Regions from separate parts of the Homo sapiens genome. Here region 2 is linked to region 1. The links are chromatin loops, found by intact Hi-C in ENCODE. Cell type or tissue: spleen. All regions are shown on one strand.

Region 1 (2,500 bases):
GAAGGCAGAGTGGGAGTAAAGATGGAAGGTAAGGGGAGGGGGAGTGAGAAAAAAAGCCAGCAGAGAAAGGAGAGACTTAAACAGAAAAAAAGGAGGAGTTGCAAGGAGATAGGGGTCCCCAGTATCAAATGTCAGAGAGATGTCAGTAAGTTAACAAATTTACACATAAGAAATCACAAATGGCATTAGGAAGGGCAATTATAATGGAAGCACACAGTACAATATTAACTCAGTAGGCGACTTTCATTCTCTTCAAGTGTATATGGTGGGAGCTCACCTAACACCACAGCTTTACATCCACTATTTCACATAAGTATATCTCTACCCATTTTCAGTAGGCATGTTTCATCTATAACCACTAATTGGTAACATTAATTGTCCATCTTTCCTCTTTTCTGCAGTACAGGCCTATGGTTCACACTAAAATTTCTATTTGTTGAGCCAGTCTTAGGACTAAGTATCTGATTTTTGTCAAAAATCACAAAAAAATGTTATGCAACTCTGCTACCTCCTTTCTGCACTCCCTTCTGACTCTCAAAATCCAAAAAGGCTGTACCTATGCTTCCAGTATTTTCTGTCTGTGACCCAAAAGCAGAGGAATGCTGTGCCAGGGGTGGGCTGCTGAATAGCCCTCACTGCTAGAGTGGCTCAATGGGAATCCTCCGATGAAAGGCATGACAGAAAAGGTAGATGTTATTTCTGGAATTATTATGATAAGAGGTGTAATGAGAAGCTCACTGCAGGGCCAGATAGGAAGAAAAGGGAGGAGGTGGCAAGGGAAAGAAAAGCTTCCCTGGGCTCTTTGCAAAGAAGCTCTAGGAAAATATTTGAAAATGTGTGCATGTTGAGAAGTGGCAGGAAACAGAAGAATGAAAGACCCCAACAATGGTTAACTAATTCTGTTTGCTTGTTTGTATATGAAAAACCAAAGTGAAAATCTTGACAGGAAGCACATCTTTTAAGAAACCCATTGCTGACTCTGATGGTCTCTGCTTAAACCTTCAGATAATAGCCTTACAGGTTAATGCCAATGCAATGATATACAGAACAGTCTTAGGACTGGCTCCCCCAAACTGCTGGCTGCCAATGCGTCAAATGGTTCTGTTTCCAACAATTTACTTTCACTGAGTTCCTGTATACAAAAAGTGCTGACTCTGTTTTTCTTTCATAGATGAAACTGCTAAAAGCCCCAAAGTCCAGTTCTGGCCATCCTGCTGGTGTGTTTTGCTCTTCTCAGGTGGTATTGTCCAGATAACTCAGGTCCTGGCATCTCTGTTCACCTGTTACAATGGCAATTACAATGAGGAAAAGCTAGATTTGCCTCCAGTTCTGCAAAGCCCATTCTAAGGTTTCAGAACAGCTCTCAGGGTGAGGATAATATTCTGTCTCAGGTTCTGGCTACTTCACTGAAGGTTTTACAAGCAGGAGAAACAGGCTTACACCTGTTAGAAAGGACAGGAACCCAGGAGAACAAAAAACAATATTTCAACGGAAGAAATGGAATTGAAAAATGTCAGTCTTCCACAGCCTTCTCCCTATGAGTAAAAGAAGTGAATTAGTAATTCCCTGAGTTGGGCCAGTGTAACACTTTTGAGAAACCCAGAGAAGTTAAGACTTAGTAGGGTGGTAGTTGCATATCATTTGGAGAGAATCAACATTCAACCAAAAAACCCACCGAGCACAAGATTACCCAAAGGCATTCAAAAGCCGTAAAATTCTTATACTTCTTTCCATGTACAAGAAAACCAGTGAGTCAAAAGCCACATCTTTTCAAGCTTGTTCTCCTAACCTACCTCATCCCAGAATAGAACCACCCAGCCCAACCAGTCATGATGATACTCAAGCCATGCCTAAGGCTAAAGCAAAAATGCTGGCCAGATTCTTGCTGTCAGCAAACATCAAGTATGAGGCTTGAATTTTACAGCGGTAAGAATTGACTGAGAAGGAAAATGGGCATTAGGACACTTAGAAGCTACTGCAGATTAATCCCCACTGCATCCTCAATAGAATGAGAATGGGACCAGACCTTTCTCTGTGTTACATTCAGTGGTGCATGGGAGGTCAGCATAGTCTCTGGAATTCGACTGCATGGTCCAACGCCTGGCTCTTCCATTGACTAGCTGTGTCCTTCAGAAAGTCACTAAACCTCTCTGGGCCTCATGTTGTTGGCCTATATTTGTTTTTGTCATATTAAATATTGACTCCATAGCAATGTTGTGAGGATTTGTATGAGTTAATGTAAGTGATCTGCTTAGAACAGTGCCTGACCTATAAATACTGACATACTGTAGACATATTATAGTGTTAGCTATTACTAACACTTTGTTATCTGTCAATCAGGGCTCCAGTTGCTTGAGAGAATTGTCTTACAAGAAGGATTGGCTGACACTCCCTAAATTTTCTGATTCCTTACTTTCATTTCCTCTGCCTTCTGCCTTAGATGGAGTCTGTGCTGTTCCTTACCTCTTTTGAGAAAACTCCACCTCCACTCCCTTCTAGC
Region 2 (2,500 bases), 280 kb before region 1:
TCAACCCTCTCCCCCTAGCTCCTGTATCTTTTCTCTAGTTATTTTGTCTCTGTCATCTTAGTCTCCTCGGTGCTCTCTGCTACCTGACTGCAGCAGGATGACTTGTCCCACCCATCTGTCCCATGGAGCCAGTCCTGAGCCTAGATTGAGTGGGTCCTCACCTCCATTGTGTGATATAGGCTGTATGTGTGTGTGCATGTGTGTGTTGGGGGAGGCTGAAATGACTTCTTTCCCTAAATGTCTCTCCCATGCCAAAAGTTTTTCCATTGATTATTTATTTTTATCTCTTTATAAGACAATTTTTTAAAATATCAGAAACAGCAGGAGCAATCATATGGGTCTAATCAGTCATTGACGCTTTCGAGTCTATAAATCTTTCCTTGTAGCAGGTTCTGAGGAAGGTAGGGGGAGATTGAAGGAAAACAACCCCTTCATATTTTAGTCCAAAGCTGTTGTTCATAGGTTATTCATCTGGTGGCCCAGGTGCTGACACAGTGACGTGCTTTCATGCCAGTTCCACAGCCAAATTGCAACCATGTGGAAGCTGGAAGCGTCTTGTCATCTCAGAATTGGGCACATCCAGTGGGGTAAAATCTGAAGCCAGAGGGGCAGAACTAAGCTCACAGCATCTGTTTACTGAGTTTGGGATTAGAAGAATTTTGATTTAAATGTGCACTATCAGTAGTTGCTTGATGAAAACAATACCCAGCATTTTGTGTTTTTACTGTCCCTAAGGCAACTCTGGTCCAATGAAAGTGAGAGTCTAAAAATCCCAGGATTATAGGTAATAGGACCTACCCTTCCATATCTGTGCAGTTTATATGAGTAGAACATGATTTTAATTTTCTATTGCCCTCATCCTTGCTCTTATATCCAAATACCCAGTAGCATGATCAGGAGCAAGGGAACTAATTTTCAAATATTAGCAAAGTTATTCAAGGGAATGGACTTTCTGTGGCTGCAGTTGGCACGTCTTTTTCAGAAAGCTTGCCCGTGGCTGACAGCCTGCTTGGCACAGTTCCTCCGGAGTCCTTTGGTGATGGAGAACAGGGCTGACAGGATTCAAATGGCCAGATTCCACAGAGGCCAAGGAGGGCCACAGTCTGCAAACCAGGGGAGATTGAGGCCTGAGAAGGGCATCAGCTGATGGAAATATTCACTCTAGGAAAACGAGGTGTAGCCAAAGAGAGTCATTTAGGAGAAGCAGATTGAAAGCAGCTGTGAAAAATCCTGAAATGAGGATATGGAATAGTGCTGGCCACCTCCGCATATGCCCACATGGAAACACACTTAATCAGCAGAGCTGGGCCTATGTGGAGATGCTGAGCCGGAGGCTCCTAGGTGTTAAGCACTTTTCTATGTGTAATGTGGTGGAAACCACCCTAGACTTTTCAGCGCACCCAAAGCAATAGAATTTTAACTGGGAGGGAATTATCCAGCCAGGGACTAGTTTCTGGCTTCTTTTGGAACTCAGTGTGGTTGTATGGCTAAGCTCTCACCAACAGAATGTGAGTGGAAGTGATGTGAGCCACTCTCAGACCTGACCATGAAACTTGGCTCATAGGCTCCTCCATACCACCCCACCTCCGCCCCACCTTCCTGCTTGGCTGGAATACAAACCTTGCAGTAACCTTGTGAGCAACGTGCTGAAAATAATAGAACTAGCATCTCCTGGGTTCCTTGAAGGATGCTTGGAGTAGAAGGCCCACCACCTGGCCTGTTCTAGACTATTTACATGAAAGAGAAAAAACCTTTTACTCTTCTCAAGGCATTGCATTTTGGGTCTTCCAATTGGCACAGTTTAGACCATGTTAACTAGTATATACAATAACTGGGCAAAGTAGGTGATGTCATCATTTTATAGGCTAAGAACCTGCAGCTCTGGGAATTTAAGAGATTTATTTATTTACCCAATATCAGGATACGAATGTGGAGTCATTATTTGAACTGAAGTCTGTCAGTTTAAACATTTATCTCCCAGAAGTTCAGACCTCCAGAGCAAACAGGTAGCAACAGATGACTTGAATGAGAGAGGGATCTCTGATTTGGCTACCATGTCCACTAACTCAAGCCCAAACTCATACCACCTCTTTCCACAGCTCCAGCTGCTGCACTGCTGAACTTGATCTTCATGCTGGAAGAATATGACAGCTGGAATGGGTCCTAATAATCACCCAGCTCAGTGGTTTTCAAATTTCATTTGGCAGAAGAAACACTTCTAATGAAATCTAAAACTCAGAAGCCCTGTGTGTAAAACAGTCCAAAGCAGACCTTGTCTCTTTGAAGTGTGGGCCTGGAACCTGGCCTGTTTCCCACTCACCTCCACAGCCTCTGAGTCCCTCCAAGCAGGTCAGAGAACAACTGATCTGGGTCAGCCCTTCGTTTCAGAGGTAAGTAAATAGTGGAGCATGAAGTGTCTTCATCAGGAACACACAGAAGGTAAAAGGCAGGGTGGGAACAGGAACCCAGCCTTCTGGCTTTTGAATTTAGGAATCTTTCC

The links. A loop is a pair of places that touch in the nucleus more often than their neighbours do. Peaks named below come from ENCODE experiments on the same cell type or tissue, not always from the same donor. Only the 100,000 strongest peaks of a DNase experiment are listed, where the experiment ranks them.
Region 2: a loop joins it to region 1, with 2.6 times the contacts of the local background. A loop is called at or near these places in 46 of 110 quality-filtered maps.

The regions. Positions count from the first base shown.
Region 1 is chr12:13,653,504-13,656,003 of GRCh38, forward strand. All of the region lies in intron 5 of GRIN2B (glutamate ionotropic receptor NMDA type subunit 2B), which reads right to left. Among named protein-coding and RNA genes, the nearest start is that of LINC01559, 280 kb to the left of the region's middle. In spleen, no CTCF peak of the experiment used is centred here; no DNase peak of the experiment used is centred here.
Region 2 is chr12:13,373,904-13,376,403 of GRCh38, forward strand. LINC01559 (long intergenic non-protein coding RNA 1559) reads right to left here. Exons shown (of 3, transcript NR_036555.1): 2 at 2,321-2,500. Among named protein-coding and RNA genes, the nearest start is that of LINC01559, 1.6 kb to the right of the region's middle. RefSeq lists an enhancer at 1,445-2,500. In spleen, no CTCF peak of the experiment used is centred here; no DNase peak of the experiment used is centred here.